Regions from separate parts of the Homo sapiens genome. Here region 2 is linked to region 1. A link is an interaction called in ENCODE POLR2A ChIA-PET data of the cell type or tissue named here. Cell type or tissue: MCF 10A. All regions are shown on one strand. Links, peaks and the distances in the headings refer to the core of each region. The heading gives the core; the rest is flanking DNA. Region 1 overlaps SNRPB (small nuclear ribonucleoprotein polypeptides B and B1). Region 2 holds the start of LOC124900458 (a long non-coding RNA gene).

Region 1 (7,660 bases), core at 3,859-6,358:
GGGAAGTAGTTCACAGAAAAATACTGCTTTTTAACTCCATAAAAACATAATTAGCCTCCTTTATAACTAAACATATACAATTAAAACAAGGAGATATTTTTTATCAGATTGAACAAGATCTAGCAAAATAACAATACACTGTATTGGCAAGTATGTTGGGGACAGGCATCGGTGTACACTCTTATTAATAGCATAGAATAATACAACTAGAGGGCTATCTGTTCGGCATATCTACCAATACTTATTGTATTTTATTTATTTATTTAGAGATGGACTCTCCCGCTGCTCTGTCACCCAGGCTGGAGTGCAGTGGCACAATCTCAGTTCACTGCAACCTCCGCCTCCTGGGTTCAAGTGATTCTCCTGCCTCAGCCTCCCGAGTAGTTGAGATTACAGGCGTGTGCCACCATGCCCGGCTAATTTTTGTGTTTTTAGTAGAGATGGGGTTTTGCCATTCTGGCCAGGCTGGTCTCGACCTCAAGTCGTCCGCCCGCCTCAGCCTCCCCAAGTGCTGGGATTACAGGAGTGAGCCACTGCGCCCGACCCCCTGCCAAATACTTCAGATGTCACCCAGGCCCCCTCGCTCCTCAGAATTCTACTTTTACGAATTTAAATACAGAGGTATGGCTACACGGCTAAAGAGGGACGGGGCCTGACACTTCCTTCTCTCTTTAAATAAAATGTATTTTATTTCTATATAGGTCTTAGTAGAAAATGGGGACAATACAGAAAATGAGAAAAAAATGTAAGTCACGATCCCAGCACCCATGCTAAGGCTGAGCCCACGCCTTTGCGGCTCCCTTCCTCCCTGTAAAGCAATGCTGCCCCCGTGTGGATTTGATGGGGTTTTTTTTAAAAACACACATTATTTCACACTTTTTTTAAATGCAATTAATTTTAACTAGGTAAGGCGCTTAATGGTTCAATATTTATTTATTTATTTATTTTGAGATGGAATTTCGTGGTCTCGGCTCACTGCAACCTCCGCCTCCCGGGTTCAAGCTATTCTCCTGCCTCAGCCTCCCAAGTAGCTGGGATTACACGCATGCGCCACCACGACCGGCTAATTTTGTATTTTTAGTAGAGACGGGGTTTCTCCATGTTGGTTAGGCTGGTCTCGAACTCCCGACCTCAGGTGATCCGCCCGCCTCGGCCTCCCAAAGTGCTGGGATTACAGGCGTGAGCCACCTGCGCCAGGCTTAATATTTAAAAGGTTCTAAATGGTATTCAGTGAAAATTCTCCCTTCCTTTTCTACTCCTCTCAAACCAGGTTCCTTTCCCCACAGGCAACCAAACTGGCCAATTCGTTATATACAGACTTCCAGAGATAGGTCATGCACACGCCTCGTTCAATAAATGACAGTTTCCTTCTTTCCAGCCCCTGCCTTTGAATCATGATTGTTGCTCCTAAAAACTTAGAAACGCCAAATAAAAAATACTTTTACGCAAATTATCCAGCATTGCCTGATTTACAGTTACGAAAAATCAAAAACAATATGAATTCCCAAAATAAGAGCAATGCCCAAGTTAGATTACACCCACTAGTAATCATTAAGACTTGTGTAACAACATGAAAAATGTCTATCAGAGGTTTGTTTTTTTTTTTAAAGACAATATACAAAAGAGGACATAGGTAATTTAAAAGTGAAAACAAGCCTGGGCAATAAAGTGAGACCCTGTGTCTACCAAAAAAAAAAGAAAAGAAAAGAAAAGAGAAAGGAAAGAAAAGGAAAGGGAAGGGAAGGGAAGAGAGAAAAGAAGAGGAGGGGAGGAAGGGAAGGGGAGAGGAGAGACAGAGGAAAGAAAAGGAAAGGGGAAAGGAAGGAAGGATGGAAGGAAGGAGTCGGGGAGGGAGTTAGGAAGGATTAGCTGGGCATTGGTGGAGTGTGCCTGTAGTCCCAGCTACTCTGGAGGCTGAGGCAGGAGAATGGCTTAAGCCCAAGAGTTCAAGGCTGCAATGAGCTAAGATTGCACCACTGCACTCCAGCCTGGGTGACAGAGTGACACTCTGTCTCTTAAAAAAAAAGTCAAAACTATTCCTTAAAAAGAATGTAACAATATAACAATGATGTACATTTTTCAGCTGTCAAACTAGAAAAGTGTGTTTCTCAATGAGAATCATTAATTCTGAGGAGCATGGTGTGAAAGGTGTAGTTGTGACCGATTTGTAACAGGGCAAACTGACTCAAGCTTTTATTATAGACTTTGACTCAGAAATTCCATTTTTAAGTATTTAAAAATAGAACAATCTTTGCAAAAATATGGTCATCACATTATTTGTTGGTGAAAAAAACTAAGCTAAATGTTCAACTACAGAGGATTGGTTAAGTAAATTGGTTAAGTGTTTCATTTAATGAGATACTAAAATCATAATGTTTGCAAAGATTGGGGATAGGTTTTTGATGTTTTGATGTTAAGAGAAATAGAGAGTTGACCATATAGTAAGATGATGAAACCCAACAAGTAGAGAAAAAGCTAGCATTGAATATTTGGGGGGCTGGGACACAGTATTTTATTTCTACAATCATTCTTTAATGAGCATGTTTAAGTATGTTTTTTAAAAAAACAGAATACATGAACTATGGAATAGCATGCCTGTGGGCCTGACCAAGCAGAATGCAATTTTTTTTTTTAAGACAGTCTTGCTCTGTCGCCCAGGCTGGAGTGCACTGACATGATCTCTGCTCACTGCAACACCCCCGCCCCAGGTTCAAGCGATTCTCGTGCCTCAGCCTTCTGAGTAGCTGGGATTACAGGTGCGTACCATCATGCCCGGCTAATATTTGTATTTTTAGTAGAGACAGGGTTTCACCATGTTGGCCAGGCTGGTCTCAAACTCCTGGCCTCAAGTGATCCACCCACCTCAGCCTCCCAAAGTGCTGAGATTACAGGCGTGGCCACCCACCGTTCCTCGCCAGAATACAAATTTAAGTTCAACAGCAAACCTAGTGCCTTTAATCTCTTACTTAGTCCTCGCAGCCACAGACCAATTTACTGACGTGAACTAAGGTTATAGACACTTACTATGAAAACTGGAATAGAGCTCATATAGGTGAGAGCACATTCAAATTCTCCATCCAGACTTCTTTCACCACCAGAGACTTGGGAGTTACCTTAACGATACAATGGTCAGAATACCCAGATGTCTGATTACAGACTTTTCCTTTTGTTCTTTCTCTTTGTCAGTGATTCTCAAAAGCCAGCGTGCCTAAGATTTTTCTATGAAGGGTTGTATACACAAAACCATATATGCTGTACTTCAAGAGAGTTTGAGTAGATTTTCAAGAGTAGTTTTGAGGATACAGAATTTTTACTGTGCTAACCATTAGCCAACGTGTGACTGCTTTTTTTTCCTTTGCGTGATTATCCTTATTATTTGCATAATAAAAATAAGAGTACTGGCCAGGCATGGTGGCTCACACCTGCAATCCCAGCATTTTGAGAGGCCAAGGCAGGCGGACCACCTGAGGTCAGGAGTTTGAGGCCAGCCTAGCCAACGTGGCGAAACCCTGTCTCTACTAAAAATACAAAAATTAGCCGGGCGTTGCGGTGCATGCCTGTAGTCCCAGCTATTCGGGAGGCTGAGGCAGGAAGCCGAGGTTGCAGTGAGCCGAGATCACACCACTGCACTCCAGCCTGGGTGACAGAGCAAGACTCTGTCTCAAAACAAGGGGGAAAAAAAAAAAAAAGACTACTGCCTTTTAGCTCAGGCTGGGAGTATAAAACCCTTTTGGATCACACCTGTCAGGGAAGTGGGAAGCTAGCTGCCTTTGCAGTTTGTGCTACTCAGGGTTCCTGTGACACTGAGCCAACCATTGGCTCTACCAAAAGCTGATGCCAAACTCACCTCCCTGATGTCCTTATTCTAATAAACCTGGACCAACTTCATCTTTACTCAGCCTTTTCCTCCACTGGGAATATCCTTTCCACAACAAAAAGCCTTAGTAAACTTTTTCTGTGAAGAAACTTTTTTTTTTGAGATGAAATTCACATAGCAACAATTAACCATTTTAACAATCACAACTCAGTAACTTGAGTGTATTCACAAGGCTGTAAAACCACCAGCTCTCGCCCTATAAAAGTATCCTATTCCCATTAGGTAGGCACTCCATTTCCTGCTGCTCCCACCCCTGGAAACCTCTAATCTGCTGTCTCTACAGATTTATCTATTACGGGTAGCAAATATCCATATAAAAGCAATTATATAATAGATGATCTTTTGTGTCTGGCTTTTTTCACACTACACAATGTTTTCTAGGTTTATCTACATGGTAACATGTATCAATATTTCTTTCTTTTCAGCTCTATTATATTCCATTGTATGTATTGTGAAAGTTGTCAGAACCAAAATGGAGTCACTTGTATGTCTTTTAAAAAACCCTGCCAAAGCCGAAAGGCTATGAAGGGAGGATTCTGATGCATAAATGATAAAAAAAAAAAAAAAAAAAAAAACTACTACAAAAGACTGTAAAAACACAACCTTGCACAAAGGCCACTGCAACCTTATATACATACAAAAATATTTCTGCAAGGACTTCTGCTTGTTCAACCTCAGACTGGTGCCACCAGGACTTGTTATTAATCCCTGGAGTTAGGGATAGTTATCCCAAGACAATTACATAATCCTTGTTTTTCCTTTTAATCTGTCTTCCTTTACCTCCCTGAATACGCATAGTATGGCACATGGACTCCCACTGCAATGCCCCATTCATGAATAGGTATCATTTTCTTTTACGGCCTCCGTTTATTTAGGTTGACAGTATATACCACAATTTGTTTATCCATTATATGTTGAATATTTTGGGTTGTTTCCACCTTTGGGCTGTTATGAATAATTCTGCTAAAACCAGTTGTATACAAGTTTCTGTGTATCAAACTACCTTTGCAAAAGTGACAGTAAGAGAAATCTGACATGGCTGACTCCATCTTGCTTCTGAACTCAACAGGCCTACGTCTTGGTAGAATTCAGGCCCCTCTCATCCTCTTCACTTGAGGGTCTTTCACTAGTTTTATAAGGGCAGTTTAGCTTTTGGGAAGAGCTCATCAAATCTTATTGTTGACGAGTTTTTATAGAGCTTTATCTCCAGCCACCTCTGCTCCAGGAGGCTGGTGGGTGGGAGTGAAAGTTCCAACCCTCTCATCACTTGGTCTTTCTGGTGGCTGGCCCCATCCTGAGGCTAGCTAGGGGTCCCACTCTAAGTCATGAACTCACGTATTATCCCATTACACAGGAAATTCCAAGTGTTTTTCAGTTGCTGTGATAAGAACCAGGAAAAAAGGCTAAATATATTTCATATTACCACAGATACATATATCTAGGAGTGGAATTGCCATATAGTAATTCTGTTCAGCTTTCAGGAACTGCCACTGTTTTCCATAGGGGCTACACCATTTTACGTTCTCACCAGCAATGCATGAGGGTTCCTGTTTCTCCACACCCTCACCAAGAGTTATTTTTTTCATAAATAAGCCATCCTCGTGGGTATGAACCGGCATCTCATTGTAGTTTTGATTTGCATTTCTTTAATAACCAATGATGTTGAACCAGTTTTCATGTGCTTTTTGGCCATTTGTGTATCTTCTTTGGAGAAATATCTGTTCAATTCCTCTCATTTTTGAAAAAGGTTATCTTTTTTATTAAGAATTTTTTATAGTTCAAATAGCAAACTACAGATATCAGACTATCATATCGTTTGCAAAAATATTCTCCCCTTCCATAAGTTTTTTTTTCATTCTTCACCATTCTTGGATGTACAAGTTTTTAATTTTGATGAAGTCCCATTTACATATTTTTTCTTCTGTTGCTTGTTTTCAATGTCCAATGCAATAATCCATTGCCAAATCCAAGGTGATGAGGACTTACTCATTTTCTTCTAGATCTAGCTCTTACAGATTGTTTACCAATTTTGAGTTAATGAGTGATAAATGAAGGCATATGAGGTAGAGTTCCAACTTCATTCTTTTACATGTGGTTATCCAGTTGTCCCAGCACCATCTGAAAAGACTACTCTTTTCCCAATAGATGGTTTTGGTACCACTGCAGAAAATCAATTGACCATTTATGTAAGGGTTTATTTCTGTACTCTCATCTATCCATTGTCTATCTTTATGCCAGATGCAGTGTTTATTACAATTTTGTAGGTTTTGTGAGACTTCTAATGTGATCAAGATTGTTTTGGCTATTTGGGGCCTTTTGTAGCTTCATATATATGAGGATTAGCTTCTCCATTTCTGCAATGACCACTGGAATTATTATAGGGATTACATTGAATGTTTGGAGACTATTATTTGTTACTTTAATAGTAAGTCTGGATCCATGAACATGTTGGCTTTCCTCATCTACTTAGTTTTCTTTCAGGATTTGTAGTTTTCACCTTGGTTTGATTGATTCCTGGGTATTCTGGTATTGCTTGCTTTGATTCTTAGGTATTCTTTTGGTTGCTATCCTAACTGGAATTCTCTTCCATTTCCTTTTCAGATTGTTTGTTGGTGGTGTATGGAATAGTTTTTATGTGATCTTGTACCCTAAAACGTTGCTGAATTCACTCATTAGCTCTAGTAGCTATCTAGTTGATGGGGTTTTCTATATACAGGATATCTTCTGCAGAGATAGTTTTACCTCTTCCTTTCCAATTCCAATTCTTCTTTTTCTTGCCTAATCGTTCTGGCTAGAACTTCCAGTACAATGTTGAAAGTGGCCAAAGTGGGAACCCTTGTCTTGTTCCTAATCATAAGGGTAAAACTTTCAGTCTTTCACTATTATGTTAGCTGTGTTTCATAAATCCCTTAATCTTGTTTAAAAATTGCCTTCTGAGCTGGGTGCAGTGACTCATGCCTGCACCCCGCCATCTCTTTAAAAAAAAAAAAAATTCCCTTCTACTCCTAATTTGCTGGGTGTATTTATCATCAAAGGGTGTTGAAATCATCTCAAATGTTTTTTCTGCATCTGTTGAGAAGATCCTATGGCTTTTTTCTTCCATTAATGTGGTAAGTACCACTGATTGCATTTACAATTATCTTCCCCCTACACAGTAACTTTACAACAGTGTTCACCTTATTTTTGTACCCTTAGAGCTTGATGCACTAAGTACTAGAGTGCTGCTCAGTGAACACAGGCTTTGGGTGGAAGAACTCATGAAGATACCACAATTCAAAAGTTACGTTAGGTTATATGTTACGTGTGTGACCCTGGCAGAAAGTTATGCCAAAATTGTTCCTCTCCCAGCAGAATTTTCATTTTTAGCATTTGCTTCATGGAGAAGCTATCTAGACAAGTGCCTTCCCAAGAGGATATTATGGGTACTGATTTCAACAAAACTGATCTTTGAATCTGATAAGTGAAAATGTTCAATTTTGTAAGTATCTTAGTGTATGAGGATGTACAGATGCAAATGGGTAGTAAAACATTTTATAGGGAAGAAGGTAAGATCAGGGTTAATTTTTTCCAAGGCAACCCTTCTTGACTCTATTAAGCACCCAATATATCAAAGATTTTTCTAAAAATAAAGATCCATAGGTGCAATTATAATGTTCTCTTAAGAGTTTATTATAAACCAGTTTCATAGGCCACAAGGAGATAAAAGGACTATGTACAGCCTTACGGGAAACAGGCAGGGAGCTGAGGAGGGCCAAGATGAGTCTAGGGCCTTGGTGGGCGCAT
Region 2 (16,604 bases), core at 5,870-8,369, 340 kb before region 1:
CTGCTTCTAATGACCAGAAGCCTATGTAAGGGCAGGGATGCCCCTCAGCTCACCGCACCTCTGTCTCAAGAGCAATGTGTGCTCAGAAATTGTTGAAGTGGCGTTGACTAAAACCTGGAAATCTAACTTCTGGAGAAGGCTTAAGGATAGGCTTGTAAAAATCTAGAGCATTTTGTATTTCTTTACAGGAAGTGCCTGTCTTTCCAAAGCTCCTACTGGCTTGTCTTTATGCTGAGCCTGCTGGCCTCACGTTTTTCAGCGAAGCAAGCCATGTTTTTATTGGGAACTTAAGCACTACTGATGAATTTCCATGACTAATGAGATGCAAGACACCTGCTTGGTTTTGTTCTTGGGTTTACTTTAAGCATCTTCTCTCCCTGTGGACTGTGGCATAGGATATGTTTTGAAATACATAATTTATATTATGGTCACCTGACTGTCAGACTTGAGGGAAAGGTAGTAAAACTGTCCCCAAAGGCAGGCCTGCCTCTCTTGGAAGAACACTTTTTAGCCCTCTGTGAGCTGGGAGACAGCATGGTCTGGGGGGAGGACTTGCTGTGGGGGTTCTCTCCTATCCCCCCCAGTTACTCATGGTAAGGGCCCTCGGGCAGACTCTGAAGCCTTTCTCAGCCTTAGTTGCCCCACCTGTAAAACGGTGCCTGGTAAGATGAGATAGCTCACATAATAAACTTTTAAAATAGTACCTGGAACCCAGTAGGCTTTCACAGGCTAATTTACCTCAAATCCTTACTATCTCCAAATAACCTGCCTGTTTTCTCCCTCTCTGGGAAGGAAGCTAAATTTGTAACTCTTATTAATCTTATACAACTGTCAGATTATACCAGACAAGGGAATTATAAAACTTAAGTAAATTTTATTTGTTCCTCTCAGCTCAAAAAACTGAATTTCATGTGGGGATTTTAGTGGTTGCTGCATATATCTATTCCAATTATATATCCTGAAACTGGGGAAATACCCGCAGTTGTGGGTGGGTCGGGAGCCCACTGTGAGATGGGCCTGAGCTGAAACTCCATGGATCACCTGCCCTCCATCAGTCCTGTTCTGACTGGTGGACCACAGTGACAGTTTGGTTCTTTGGGAATTAGTGTCTTTTTGGAACTTGTGTTCAGTAATCCCCTAAAGTTTGATTACTTTCCCTTCCTCAATGCACAGGCACCTTGGAAATGACTGCAGGTCTCCCTGGGGAGGCCGGAAGACTGAGTAAGAAATCTAGTCCCCCGACCTCAAAACATCTGCAGAATGTGCCAGCATTTCTCAGGGTTAAGTAGAAGAGTTAAGCCATAGATTGCTAACCAGAATATCTGGTATAATTTAATAAAAACTAAAATAAAAATATGAAACTAGGGCCTTGGCTGGTCAGAAGAGGGAAGTTACTGGGAAATCAAGTGAGTATAAGATAGACTGGTGTTGCAGCTAGCCTTAAGGTGCACATTTCAATTGTACCTGCAGAGATTGTGGGGGCAGCAGGCCTAGGGAGAGGGATCACTTCAAATAGGAATAGCCTGGTCTGCCTAGAACATGGGTTTCAGCTGTTACAGCCTAAGAAGTGTGATGTCTTAGATGGAATAATACACTTTCATTCTAAGATCTAAATTTCATCTTTTGCCTAACATGTAAAAACTTACTCTTACGGCCTACAGCACTGGGATTATTGAAATCGGTGACTTCCAAGGATTTGGTTGGGGTTGAGTGGGAATGATGATGTTAGTGATGGTCAGTGGTTCATTTCCCCAAAAAGATCTTACATTCTGCCAAATGTAGTTCCTATCTGACTTAAGTCACAGTACTCATGTGGTATAGTTTCATTCTCTCATTTGATAGATGTGAAGACTGAGGTACCAAAAAGACTGAGGCTCAGAGAGCTTCAGGGACTTGCCCAGGGTTCCAGCCATCTTTTCATCACACCTCAGTCTCCCTGTGTTTTCCTTGAAACAAAGAATCCACCCAGTGAGGCAGTGGTCAGAGTTGGGGTCTGAACCCAAACTCTTTGTTTCCTGGTCTGTGTTTTTCCTGTTACTTCACCAAGTGCCTCCGAGTGCCTGGCATCATCCACGTCGCCTCCTTCCATCTGGTCGTGAGGTAGCTGAGACCCCGTTAGACAGTCTGCTTGGAGTAAAGGACTAGAATTCTGACATGTTTGTTTTCTCCCGGGAGTTCGTGTGTGAAAGCATACGCTGCAGCTTCTCATGAAAGAAGTCCAGGGGCCTTTCCTGCGCAAAGAAGTACTTTTGAGGCCAGGTGCTATTGAGAAGCTGGGACTATTGAGGCCACTGCACCCGGCCTCAAAAGTACTTCTTTTGGAAGTACGTTGGGAAGCCAAGGCGGGAGGACCACTTGAGCACAGGAGTTGGAGGCTACTGTGAGCTATGGTCACACCTCTGCACTCCAGCCTGGGTGACAGAGTGAGACCTTGACTCGTAAAAATAATAACACTTTTGTATCTGGGACAAATAGCTGCACTCCCAGTTTTCCATTCTGTCATACCCACTGTTACTGGGTGTGATTCTGAGAATACTTCTTCCTGTCCAGAATTTTCCTCTCAACAAACAGCCCCTCCTGTAGCATCTCCTGAGTCTAGCTCCTTCCTCAGAGCAGCTCCTCAGTCCGAAGGTCCAGTCTCCCCCAACCACTCACAAACTTTGGGTTCTTTTTTTACCATTTTTTCTTTCCCTGGATTCTCATAACCTGGACTTAGATTATAGTCTGTTTTGCAGACTTGTTTTCTTTTTCCTTAGGTTGCCATAGTTACTAACTTTGTATATAAAATAACCATCATTCCTCTTCCTTTATTCCCCCACCAGAAGTTTCAGTGTTTTCTGATGTGGCCTTTGCAAAAGGAATTGGATGGCTTTTTGATCTTTTCCTTTCTGGTTCTACCTGTAGTACACATTTCTTGCTCTCCTTTTTGTGGGTCTTTAGCATCTGGATTGACTTGGGCTTCAGATTGATGCTTCATTGTGCAGTATTTTTACATAGAGGGCCTCTGCCCATGACCTAGATAGAGGATTATGAGAGGGGAAATAACTGATTTGAAAAGAACAAAAAACATCTGCCCTAAACTGGTTCTACCTGTATTACTTTGATTGTGAGTAATATAAGCAAATAAATTATATAATTACAAGGGAAGTGAGGGCTATCCGATTGTGATCAAAAACCTAAAGCTTTTGTTTTGTGTGTCACATCATCTTGGCTGAACCCAGAACTCTCAGACCATTGGCTTTAGTAGACTGTGAGCCTTGGTAATTTCAGGCTGTTGGGGTTAGCAGAGCCTCACCTAGATCACTCGTTTTCTTTGTAATAGAGTAAATGACTAGTAAAAGGAACCCTCTGCCAGAAGCTGTCTGAGGAAGTGCAGTCATTTTTGGTAGGATGCATACTCCATACTGGGGCCAGAGAGAGGACTTCTCTTCAGGTCCTGGCTCAGTTACAAATGACCTTGTGACCACCCAGAACAAGCCAGCACATTTGCAGGCCCAGCCTCTCCTCATCAGTGAGATAAAACATCTGCCTTCTTACACTTAGCTTTGGGAGCAGTTGTAGTCATCACATAACATCCACATAAAGATTCACTGGACTGTCAGTTGCTTTATAAAGAACATTGAGATTTGCTTGGAGAGGTTGGTCACCAGCTTTCCTAGAGTTTCAAGCCCACACAATTTAAATCTGTCTTGTACATCGACTTTAGACTCCACTGTTCCCACCAGACTTCCAATTTACACCTTTCTGGTCTTTTTGTCCCTGTGTTCCATCATCCATTCCATCTTTCAGCCTAGAATTACCTTCCTGCTCCCCCACTGATCTACTGCCTGCCTTTTACAGGGTAAGTTCAGTCCTGCCCCCTCTGACACCTTCAGATCTGGCCACTCCTGCCCCCCCCTTCACTGTTTATATGAGTTGACCCTGATGGAGATGTACATTCAGATCTGGCGACTCCTGCCTCCGCTTCACTGTTTGTAGTAGTTGAGCCTGATGGCGATGTACAGCTTTTGATGGTTGCTGCTGTGGATACCTGTCATCTCCTTGAAACTAAGCCTCATAGAGGTGGAGGCATGTTATGTACCTAACTTGTGCTAGGCATGTGGTGGGCTTGCAGAAAATATTGATGGATCGGACTGTGCCTCTGAAATAAACCAAGGAAATTGTAGGAGTGTGCCTCTGAAATAAAGGAAATTCTAGTGCCATTCTAGGTGCATTAACAAGAATCCTTCTACAAGTCAGGAAAAAAGAGAGGGAAGGTCATTTGCTCAGCATGGAGTAACAATGATATTAGAAGCAACAGACCCGTGACAGCCTTCTTGCATGCTTTCCCTTGTCCCATCTGCCCAGCAGCTTTGGGAGGTGTGGGTGGTATGGCACTCCCTGTTTGGAGACAGTATAATGAAACAAAAAGGCTTCGCAGTCAACCAGACGGCAGTAAACCCGAGTTTCCACCTGGGCCTCATTCCAAACCCAGGTACCTGACACCAGTCCCTGGTGCCTGTGTCATACCTTAGAAAGGCACTCAGTGCCAGTTGTGCAGGTCCCCTTGGAGCAGTTGTTTGTCACCAATGTCACTCTTGAATACACTGCATCCTTTAGTTAAAAAGAAGTGTGACTGTGTCCATCTCACTCAAGCTCCTTCCTGTCTTCTTTGATTTAGGAGAAAGGATCCTGGGTTATGCTGAGGAGCCCTGCTATCTCTGGTTTGTCATGGAGTTCTGTGAAGGTGGAGACCTGAATCAGTATGTCCTGTCCCGGAGGCCAGACCCAGCCACCAACAAAAGTTTCATGCTACAGCTGACGAGCGCCATTGCCTTCCTGCACAAAAACCATATTGTGCACAGGGACCTGAAGCCAGACAACATCCTCATCACAGAGCGGTCTGGCACCCCCATCCTCAAAGTGGCCGACTTTGGACTAAGCAAGGTCTGTGCTGGGCTGGCACCCCGAGGCAAAGAGGGCAATCAAGACAACAAAAATGTGAATGTGAATAAGTACTGGCTGTCCTCAGCCTGCGGTTCGGACTTCTACATGGCTCCTGAAGTCTGGGAGGGACACTACACAGCCAAGGCGGACATCTTTGCCCTGGGCATTATCATCTGGGCAATGATAGAAAGAATCACTTTTATTGACTCTGAGACCAAGAAGGAGCTCCTGGGGACCTACATTAAACAGGGGACTGAGATCGTCCCTGTTGGTGAGGCGCTGCTAGAAAACCCAAAGATGGAGTTGCACATCCCCCAAAAACGCAGGACTTCCATGTCTGAGGGGATCAAGCAGCTCTTGAAAGATATGTTAGCTGCTAACCCACAGGACCGGCCTGATGCCTTTGAACTTGAAACCAGAATGGACCAGGTCACATGTGCTGCTTAAAATTCAGGGCTAAGCATTTTGGGTGATTTTAAACTAGGTGAGTGCTCTCTGTTGTTGTTTTTTGTTTTTTGTTTTGAGACAGGGTCTCACTCTGTTGGTCAGGCTGGGGTGCAGCGGGTGCAGTGGCAGGATCTCAGCTCACTGCAACCTCCACCTCCCGAGTTCAAGTGATTCTCGTGCCTCAGCCACCTGGGTAGCTGGGATTACAGGCACCTGCCATCATGCCCGGCTAATTTTTGTATTTTTAGTAGAGACGGAGTTTCACCATGTTGGCTAGGCTGGTCTCAAACTTCTGACCTCAAGCGATCTGCTGGTCTCAGCCTCCCAAAGTGCTGGGATTACAGTTGTGAGCCACCATGCCCAGCCTCTCTTTTTTTTCTGTATGCCCACTTCTTGGACCGGGTTCTTCATTCTGGACCCTGGCATGGGCCCTGTGAACTTGCAGGGGAATACAAAGTTGAAGAAAATGAAGTGCTTCTTTTCAAAGATCCCCCCCATATCTTGATGGGAGAAACGTGCAATTATCTGAGTACACGTTGGAAAGTCTAGAGAAGTCTTCTCAGAGGAGGTTGCGTTTAAGCCGAGTCTCCCTTTTTTTAGAAACGCTCTTTCTCATCATTATAAATGCTCACTGTAGAAAATGTGCATAAGAGGTAGACAGGTTTTCAGAGAATAAACACTATCTCTGATTGTATCCCACCTACTCACACATCCGGTTCCACATAGTTTAGATCTTGCCCTAGTTGGTCAAGGTCTTTTTCTTTTTACTCATTACTAATCTGAGCATTCCTCCATGTCATACTTTAGAAGTATGGCTTTTCAGGGACTGTATGACATTCCCATTATATGTACCATAATTTAACCATTCTCCTACTTTAGAAAACAGATTTTTTCCATTTTAGATACTATAAAGAATGTATTAGTGAATATTTATGTAGAAGTCTTTGCTTATTTAAAAAATTTATTCCAAGGTGGGCGGATCACGAGGTCAGGAGATCAAGACCATCCTGGCTAACACAGTGAAACCCCATCTTTACTAAAAATAACAAAAAAATCAGCCAGGCGTGGTGGCGGGCACTTGTAGTCCCAGCTACTCGGGAGGCTGAGGCAGGAGAATGGTGTGAACCCGGGAGGCGGAGCTTGCAGTGAGCTGAGATCGTGCCACTGCACTCCAGCCTGGGCAACAGAGCGAGACTCCGTCTCAAAAAAAAAAAAAATTTATTGTGAGTTTTCCTTTGTGAAGTACAGTCATGCTCCGCATGAACAACGTTTTGGTCAAAAAGGAATGGCCTATATGACGGTGGTCCCATTAGATTATAATGGAACTGAAAAATTCCTATTACCTAGTGATGTAGCTGTTGTAATGTTATAGTGCATATTATGGTGTATGTGTTACCTTTTCTGTGTTTAGATACACAAAAACTTACCATTGTGTTACAACTGCCTATAGTATTCAGTACAGTAACATGCTGTACAGAATTGTAGTCCAGGAATGATAGGCCATACATGTCATCTAGGTGTGTAGTAGGCTACACCATCTAGGTTTATGTAAGTACACTCTTGACATTACACAACAATCGCCTAATGACTCATTTCTCAGAAATCGTTAAGCAGCCCATTGTTAAGCGACCCATAACTGTATGTGCTAGGCTCTGGGGTGACATGATAAGCCAAATCAGAGACTTTCTCCATCTTCATGAATTCTGCATCTTAATTAGGGAGAGAAACTCCAAGTTGAACTTGGTTTCATGTGTAGTATTTTCAATGAAGGTATTTTTGTAATGAGTCACTAGGTCTAATTCTTCAAATCATAATTGTTTTATAGCTGTTTAAGGAGAAGAGGTATTCAGGGAAATTGACCTTTCGGGTGTTGATGCACAGAGTCAAGAGGAGGGAATTGGGGGTGAGGGAGCATCCCAGATAGACCAACCTCTGCGAAGGACCTGAAACCAGGGAGAGCCTGGCACATTTGAGAGACTAGACCAATTTGGGTTAATGAGGAAGTAGGCATGTGGAAATTAGAGAGGACAGGGAACAGTGTAGACAGAAATTGAACTGGAAAACCCAAAGGTATTTATAGGAACAGCAGAATAGTTTAGTTGGACTGAAGTTTGATGTGTGTGTAAGAGAAATAAGATGAAAAATTGACCAGCATATATGCTAGGTAGTTTCACATGAACCATTTTGTTTCACCTTTACAACCCTGCAAGGGATTAAGTAATTTACCCCAGATCCTACTAAGTTAAGGATGGGTATATCTTATTCAAGCATCCCCCACCCCCTTTTCCCTTAATATGGTGAGCTAGAAGTAAGCTGCTCTTACGTTGTGCTGAAGTCTTGATGAGGTGATGGAGCTAGTGCTGATCCTCCTGGTGGTCACAAGAAGCCTCAGGAGCCATAAGGCACGGAGCTTTCCATCACTTGGGTGGGTTCCCTCCCTTTCCCTTCATTATCCTCTGGTTTCTAGGTGGGGTTGGCTCATTCCAAGTTGAGCTTGGTTTCATGTGTAGTGTTCTCAGTGAATGTATTTCTCGAGTGAGTCACTTAGGTTTAATTCTTTCATTCTACAAACGTGTGTTCCAGGTGCTGGACCAATTGGGCCTACCACCCGTGGGTAGGAGAACAGCAGTCCCCAAAGCTAGGTTTAGGGTAGTGCTATATTAGAAACCAAAAGGGTTGGCTAGACAGTGTTTTAAATGTATTTTGTGCTGTCACTTCCCATTTCCATCTCATGCTTTCTGCTTTTGAAAGACCTCTTAAAATTCAGATTTGCTCTGGCATAGGAAGGTTGTCATTGGAAGAGGGACCTGAATTTAGGTTACGATTATGGGGTTGTCATAACTAATTGAGATCAGGGCTTCCATGTGGATATCCACACTTGAGATTTGTGCTGTTTTGCAGGGCAGTTTTGGCTAAATTGGAGTGATTCTTTCATGTAGGAGAAATAGGCGACCTTGAGAAGAGGGGAAAAGATTAGGAATATGGTTACTGGTGAGTGTCCCAGGCTGTTTTGTTAATTCATTTTGTGGCTCTTACAGCTAATCTTTACAGTACTGGTGGTGCCAATTTGACCATAGCCTATCCTCCCCTGTCTTAGGTGGGCACTTAGAATTGTGGGCCTGGGCCCAGGTCTGTGACCAGAGCCAAACCCTGTGTTGCCAGAAACTTCAAATCAGCTTCTGTAGAAGAGCTGTATCTGGCTGGTCAGAGAATCTGAGGCTTGACTTGGGAAGAACATTGAGTCTGACCTCCCTTTCCCCTGCCAAGTTTTGTAGATGGACAAGCTAATTTCATTTATTCATTCAACATGTTCTTTGGAAACTCTTTCCAAGTACCATTTTAGACACAGATAATACATCGGTGAACAAAACAGACAAGTTTTTGCAGTATGGAGCTTAACATTCGTTCTGTTGGGAAGACAGTACCCATAGGTAATGTACAAGAAAGTGCTCGGTGCTGGGTGCGGTGAGAGGGTAGGATGGGAAGAGTAGAGCAGGGTAGGGGAGATCTGAAGCTTGGGTGGTGGGGAGGGGTGGGGATGTACTTTTAAATGGAAGATATCAGAGTGGGTCTCCCAGAGACGGTGACCTTTGAGCGAATGTTAGAAGGAGTCGAGGGAGTGAGTCCCAAGGATTTCTGGGGAAAGAGCATCTCAGACAGAAGTAATGGCCACTGTGAAGGTCCTGAAAGTTGGCCAGAGTGAGCAAGGAGTGTATAGGAAGAGATAGATAACTAGGAGCCAAGTAGGCCTCGTAAGCCTCTAGAGATTTTGGCTTGTGTTTTTGGATGAGATGGAAAGCCATGGGGATGTTTTCAGCTGTGTGATATCTGCTCTTTTGAAAGGATCACTTTGCATCTTGAAATAACGGGATAAGATGGGAGGCTGTTGCAATAATCCAGGTGAGAGATGACGATGGCTTGAAACAATGTAACAGAGAAGTGATTATTGGATTTTGGGTATTTTTTTGAAGTCAGAGCCAGCAGGATTTCCGGCCGGATCATATGGGAGGTGTGAGAGAAAGGAATTAATCATCACTTCAAGGTGTCAGCCTAAGTGATGGGAAGAATAGAGCTGCCATTAAATAAGATGGGGAAGACATTGGGGGAATAGGGTTGGCAGGACAAAGTTAGGTTTTAGTTATCTGAAAGTTTGGCATGCCTATTTAGAATCCAACTACAGATGTAGAGTAGGCAGTTGGATGAGTCTGGAGTTCAAGGGAGGGGTCCAGCCTAGAGATACAAATTTAGAGATTTGCCACAGTACTGGAGTGGGTATAGACAAGAGGAGGTCAGAGGACTGAGCTCCAGGTGGTGCAACATTGAGGATGGGAAGAAAGAAAGGAGCCAGAGAGAGGGGAAAAGACATCAAGAGGAGGAGGGAGCCAGCCGTGGCATCATCTGCTAGTTGATTGAGAGGACTTGATCATTGGATTTAGTAAATGGGAAAGCATCAGTACTCATGAACAATTTTGGTGGAGTAATGGGGAAACCTGTAACTAGAGTGGATTTGAGAGGGGAAGAGGAGAGGAATTGGAGACAGTGGAAGAATAGACCAGTAGTTGTCAAAGTATTTTGTCTGAAAGCCTCTTTACATTTTTGAATTTACGGACTCCAAAGAGCTTTTGTTTTGGGTTATATCTGTGGATGTTTGTACTATTAAAAATTAAAATAGGCTGGGCGTGGTAGCTCATGCCTTGTAATCCCAGCACTTTGGGAAGCCAAGTAGGGGCAGATTGTTTGAGCTCACGAGTTTGAGACCAGCCTGGGCAACATGGTGAAACCTGGTCTCTACTAAAAATACAAAAATTAGCCAGGTGTGGTGGCACATGCCATAGGCCCAGTACTTGGGAGACTGAGGCAGGAGAATTGCTTGAACCAGGGAGGCAGAGGTTGCAGTGAGCCAGGATCACACCACTGCACTCCAGCCTGGGCGCCAGAGAGGGACTCTGTCTCAAAAAAACAAAAAAACTCTAGTTGCATAAGTAAACACACTTGACCCCTATACCACCAAGATGAAAAAACACCTCAATGTTTTAGGATTGTAGATTTCAGAGTCGCATTTAAGTCAGGACTAACTAGTTTCAGTTTTTTTGCAAAAATAAAAGGAAATGCATTTTGGGTTGGAAACCTGGGATTCCCCTGAAAGAAGTGGTGTCTAGTAACAATGCAGGGATGGAGTCTCATATCTGCGTTTTCCTGACTGTGTGGCCTTAGGCAAATTATTCCACTTATCAGGGCCGCAGTTTTATTATCTATAAAATGGAGTTGATCCTATATATCTTATTGAGGTTGTTGGGGGAATCACAAGAGGTTGTGAAAGTGCCCTATGTAAACAGTCTGAATTAATTGTAATACAGTAGCATTGTTTAGATCCATACTTTGGCCTAGGTAGAAGTATTGGCTTCCATTTCCCTCTGAAGACAGTGGTCTTTGGTAGCCTCACTTTTGTGGATTGCCAAATAGCTTTTCTTTTGAAACAAAGCTGTAGTCAAGGCCCACGCTGTCCAATCACTTGTTCCAGAAAAGTATATCTATTTTTAAAGACCATTCAGTGATGGGTCTGATCTCTTTCTTATTTGTCGCTTTTGAAAGATGTTTAATAATTCCTAATGGCTCCTACCAGCTAGCCACAGCCTTTTATCCCATGCAGGAAGCCAGCCAAACTGATGTTCCAGGTGCCTCCGCCCACGTGTTACCAGGGAGAGTGTTGTGGGATGAGGGAATCTGCATTCATGGCCAAGTCTGCTGTCTGATATACAAACCTCCGTTACTAGGGCCTTTTGAAGCCAAAGCCCTCGAATGACGTCTTTTTGGAGTGGGCAGCTAAGGCCTGCTGAAGGAAATCAGATGTTGGTGTGACCTGAGGGGTCACAGAAAGTATTTCTAGTTCTATATGAGATCTTGGTAGCTGCCTAACATCAGAGAAGGAAATCAGGCCCAATTTCTGTTGAAGTAATAGTTGATGCATTTATCCCTGGCCTGGGGTCCAAAGATGTGGCTCTCAGCTAACGTACTGGGTGACCTGCGTTGGCCCCTTGACCTGCGCTTCAGATTTTACTTCTATTTTGCAAGATCTAACCCTAGTACAACCCTAATCAAAGACAGGAATTCACAAGCCCTTTCAGCTTATCTGACAGGCAAGAGTATATTGCCTGTTGAAGCCATAGAAGCCCAATTCAATGACCAATTTTTTGCTTTGGGCTGGAATTACACGCAACTGTGTTGTTACGCACGCTATAGCTACCAAGTTAATCAGCAGTGATACTAAAAAATGGAAAAGAAATGCGTAATTAACATGGTTTGTTTGAAACAGCAAAGTATTCAAAGCAGTCTCTGTAGGGTAAATTTTAAAATCGTTTTAGGTGAGAAGTTGGGACCGCCAGTACTAAATAGGTCCACTCTATGACTTCCTGGCCCAGCTCTCAGGATGGCCAGGAACTAGCTCCTGCCTTACAGGACTGCCCTCCCTTGCCTGTACCTGGTGCCTGGCTGAGGAGTGTGGCAGCCTGAGGGGTTAGGCTGTGAAGAAGGGCAGCAGCGCCAAAGATGACCAAAACGGCAGTGATTCATGGTCGTCCCTGGGCTGAGTGCTTTATGACTGATAATTCATTTACTTACTTTCAAGTAAATTCCTGAAGGTCACAGAGCTAAGAAGAGGTAAAGCCTAGCCTTGAACCCAGGAGTCAGTCCATGGCTTTAACCAGTTTGGTTTATTGCCTCATTGAATCATCTTTAAATTTAAAATGTTTTCCTAATTGAATTCAACAAATAACTGAGCATCAAAGTAGATAGAATTTCCTGCCCACAAAGCCCAGAGCATTATGAGATGCGCAGTATGGAACACTTAGTAGGGCTTCAAGAGGAGCTAGTTCCTCTCCTACTCTGCAAAGGTCCAGAATATGGTGATAAGCAGCCAGGTAGCCCAAAGGAAAGTAGAAGCAAGGAAGGTTCTTCCTTCATGGGAAGGTGTAACTGCCAAGGGGTCGAAGTCAGTGGTTTGGTTTTGCACCCCAGAAGCTGATCCCTACTTAGTCTTTGGTGGAGCCTTGAATTTCCCAAAGGGAGGATGGGAAAAGGGAAACGCTAAGCTGTACCCCGAAGTGGGTAAGAATGGAGGTGTTATTAAGAGCAGAGAGATCATGGGGTCGAGGTGGTATCTCTTGATGATGATCAATTCTTTAATCCAGGCAGATCCAGAACCCCTGAGGTTCTTTGAGTCCCTGCCCATATAGTAGGGGTCACAGCTTTGCCACAACCCATCTCACTAGCACTAAACAGCTTCACAAGAGGTGGGGGTTATGAGTGAAGAGTCAGAGTGTTTGGTTCTCTTTTCTCGCAGGAAATTGAAGCTCAGTCTTCAACTGTGAAGACCCTAGTGGCGCTAGATACCTGTATACAAAGAGACATGTCCCTTGGGGCCTCATCTCTCTGCTGGTGTTTTCTGAGGAGTTTTCCTCCCCAGGTGGGGAAGGCTGGTATTTTATTTTTTTTGTAAGTCCCCACAAGCTCCCCAGTGACCTGCTGTTGCCATCTCTTGATTGTTTCTGCCGCATCAACAGCAGGAAGCTGAGCTGTCAGTTATGTAATGGGGCCGATGGCCCCCCAGGGATCATCTGTCCCTTGCAGCTCTGCAGGACTTGAAAGCATCCATGAGGGGACAGGCCTGGCCCGGGGCTGTTGACGTCAAGGCCCAGTTGCTGCTCACATGTTCCTCCTCCATGGCCTCCTTGGTGCCACCTAACCTAGATAGCATCCCTTTGGGCAAATCAGAGTGGCTCTTGTAATCGTCCAGCTGTGAGCAAAGCTGCCTGATGGTTCAGGGGTGCTTCCAACTCCCATTTCCTCTTACCCCAGGGACGCAGACACTCCCACCAACAGCTACTGGTTATCAAAACCTGCTCTGAGGGACCCCTTGACTTGTGCAGGGCAGAGACCCTGCCTTTTTATTCCGAGCCCTGAATTAAGCACTTTACATGTATCATTATCATACATCATCTGCTTAGCTATTCTGTTATGTGCCCTCTTTTCTGCAGATAAGGAAGCAGAAAATCACTTTCCTAAGGTTTTGAGAGCCAGGATTTGAGACGAGATGTATCTGTCTGGAAACTCTACTGCTCCGTTCTGCATTCTACAGCCTCTTAAAGCCACTTTTAATGAATTTCTATTCTGAGGCAGATGGTGGGTTCCCCTCCAGTAGTACCATACAGTAAAGCAGCCAGGGCTGCCATGGGTGTCCTTCACAGTCTGACACTGGTTTCAGCACAGGCACACTGTGGCAGGGCCACCAGCCATCCCTTCAGGCGAGGTCAGCCTGCATGTGGATTCCTCCTGTGTTACAATGACTGCCCCAAACATTGGCAGAGGAGGCAAGGCTGGGATAGTGTGAGGTGCCCATATAACCGAGGTCTGGCAGCAGAGAAGGCAGGAGCCACATATGCAGCCAGGTCAAAATTGCCAAAAGTTTGGAAAGTAGGAGATCTAAAGCACACCTCCACCCACCGGCAGCTGGGAAAGCACCCAGCACTGAGGGAATGCTGTCATTAGGCCAGCGTCTGGCACCAGCTGCAAGGAAAGGGCTCCAATAAGAGCCAAAGGCATCATACGTGTCTGTGGTCCTGGTGCCCTGGCAGAAGCCCATTCTGAGTGAACCCAGGGATTTTAAAGTTGATGAGGACCCAGCAGAATGGCAGCGGTTGCTCTGTTTCTTTCTGACAAATCTTCCAGCTCACTCACTGAATCCTGACTTAAGCAAGGGATTCCGTCACTCATGCTTACTCCAATTGATGTGGCTGCCCATAGCCCTGTGTCGAAAGATTCTGGAGCCAAGTCAGATTCTGGCATATGGTAGGCACTTGCCCAGTGGAGGCATTGATTGTTTAGACCCCAATATGGTCTCCTAGGAACTTAGTTTAATAATGCAGATGAGATATGGACACTTGGTGGTAATGGGTTATAGATGGCTCAGTAGAGATACAGGAGGACAGGAAAGAGTGGAGGAGGTGGTATTCCAGGCTGGTTCTTGAAGGTAGGTTTTAGGGGTACCTTGTAAGCCAGGTGGGATGCGCAGGAGCCACATCTCAGGGTACATACTCAGGTTTGGTTTCATTACAGTATTCTCAGCTACAGGAGGAAAGGGTACTACTGTTCAGGTAGTGAAATTCCCAACTGGAGATACACTGTGGACCCAGGACCTAGGGAGAGTGCCCAAGGCTCTGTCTTGATTAGGGCAGCCGCATTCGTGCTCCCAGCCCCTCTTTTCATTTCCACTAGTGAGTCCGCTGTGATATTACAAAATCAGAGGAAATGGAGATCTCCTCCAGCGTTTCTAGGATTCAGAGGCATGGCAGGCCTTAAAACTGCCAACCAAGTTTAAAATAAATCAATACCATAAAACACTGCAATGAATTTCCCAACTTTTAAAGAAATTTCACTTTCAGTTAGAGGTGCCAGGGGAAAGCTATAACTCAGTTTGCATCGTACACAGGTCAGAACTCTATATTTTGTTTCTTTATTAAAGAAAGTGATGTCTAGGGACATGGGAGGAATGGATTAGGGCCACCCAGGCACTCCATAGGCCATAGTGAGGAAGATGAAAATGCTTCCATTTTTCCAGGCTGCAAAAAGCATCTTGATGTGGGGCTTGGGGAAGTCGCCTTATGAATGGTCACCTTTATTTTTTTTTCCCCTGAACTCGGAGGCCTGGTAGTGTAGCTGTAACAGGAGGCAGGTTGGCTTTGTTATATCGTGTTGGGTTTTAGTATTGATTATCTATTTTAATGGGAAAATCACAAAGATGATGTGAACCAGTTGACTCATTCTGCATTTACTTCCATCTTTGTGGGGAAAGAAAACCCTTCACCATGTACAGCACCCCTTTGTTTTTTTTTTTCTACTTTTTTTGGATGTGCTTAAGACAAGCCCTCTCAGAAAGCTAGGCATGCCTAGGGCAAATCTAAGGCATGGAGTTGGGAGTATAGTGTTGTCAGATCTTGGCAGGTTGTATGGGCATTACCAGCACAGCCCGGCCTTGTACCAGACAGAAAGAGAACTAGAAGTCACAAGTAAAGACTCTGTTGTTAGTAACCAGATTGCATCTTGGATCTGATGATGTTTGGAAGGAACCCTTGGTTTGCATAGAACAGCAGAAATAAGTGATTATACCACACCCCAGACAAACAGGCTAACTTTAACTTTTAAAAATATTTTGGAGTTTAGGCCAAGTGCCTAAACTGAAATCCAGATGACACCACTGACATGGTCCAGAGGTCCTCCTCCCTTTTCTGACCTGAGCATCTTAGGGGCCAGGGTACCAACAGGTATAGCAGGAAAAGCCTTCAGAGAGCACATAGCTCCTTCCTGCTGCTCTGGAGTCCTGTAAGCAGGACAACAGCCGTCGTGATAATGCCAGACTCGCTCCTGCTCTTAGAACTGAGTTGGGATCATTGCCATAGAGAGATCCAGATGTGAGTCTTGAGCCTAATTATATGAACCTGGGTGAAGTTTTAACCATGGTTAAAAGATTGCTTTTATTTTATCTGCAGCAGGAACAGAGGATGTCATGAGTAAGAAGTGTTGGTGAAGATATCTTCAACCCCTTGTGTCCTCTCTGCTCCTCCTCACTTGATCCCACCCCCCAACACACAGTGTCAGTGAGAAACCCTAGCACCAGTGGTTCTCAGGATGTGGTTCCCAGACCAGCAGCATCACCTGGGAACTTGTTAGAAACACGTATTTCTGGCTGCACCTCAAACCTACTGAGTTGGAAACTGGGGAGTGGTATTGTATCAGCTCTCCAGGTGATGGCTGATGAACACAAAAGCTTCAGAACTGCTCTGGCAAAAGAGGGTAAATGTGCAGTCAGCCACCCTGCCATCTTTTAGACATGCAGACCATTGCCCTCACCTTTTACCCTTTTACCTTCAAAAAGCTTGGACCTAGGTGTGAGAATCGGGAGGGCCTGTAAGGTCCTGGCTTCTATAATTCCATAAGTAATTGTATAATTACCTAGCACTGTGACTTGGACAAGTCACTCCTCCAGAGAACCAAGGTACCTGAAGGACCACTGTTTTCCCTTTCCCCCGTTCCTTCTGTCCTGGCGTGTTCCTAGTTCCATGGTGGATGTGGTTCTGGGACCCTGGGACAACTGACTCCCGCTCAGGCTCTCAGTGCATTTGTCTTCAGGATAGGGTGAAGCCCTGTGGCCTCTTACTCCTGTGGGAGTAGGAGGAAAC

Evidence for each region. Peaks named below come from ENCODE experiments on the same cell type or tissue, not always from the same donor. Only the 100,000 strongest peaks of a DNase experiment are listed, where the experiment ranks them.
Region 2: POLR2A ChIA-PET joins it to region 1 with 7 read pairs; 6 of 35 experiments call an interaction of 5 or more read pairs at or near these places.

What each region holds. Positions count from the first base shown.
Region 1 is chr20:2,454,117-2,461,776 of GRCh38, forward strand. SNRPB (small nuclear ribonucleoprotein polypeptides B and B1) reads right to left here. Exons shown (of 7, transcript NM_003091.4): 7 at 7,526-7,660. Among named protein-coding and RNA genes, the nearest start is that of SNORD119, 5.1 kb to the right of the region's middle. In MCF 10A, for the core only: no CTCF peak of the experiment used is centred there; no DNase peak of the experiment used is centred there.
Region 2 is chr20:2,112,006-2,128,609 of GRCh38, forward strand. It overlaps STK35 (serine/threonine kinase 35), which reads left to right. Exons shown (of 4, transcript NM_080836.4): 3 at 4,661-5,410. The coding sequence ends at 5,373. LOC124900458 (a long non-coding RNA gene) reads left to right here and starts at 5,682. Exons shown (of 2, transcript XR_007067499.1): 1 at 5,682-13,551; 2 at 15,915-16,604. In MCF 10A, for the core only: no CTCF peak of the experiment used is centred there; a DNase peak (open chromatin) is centred at 6,956.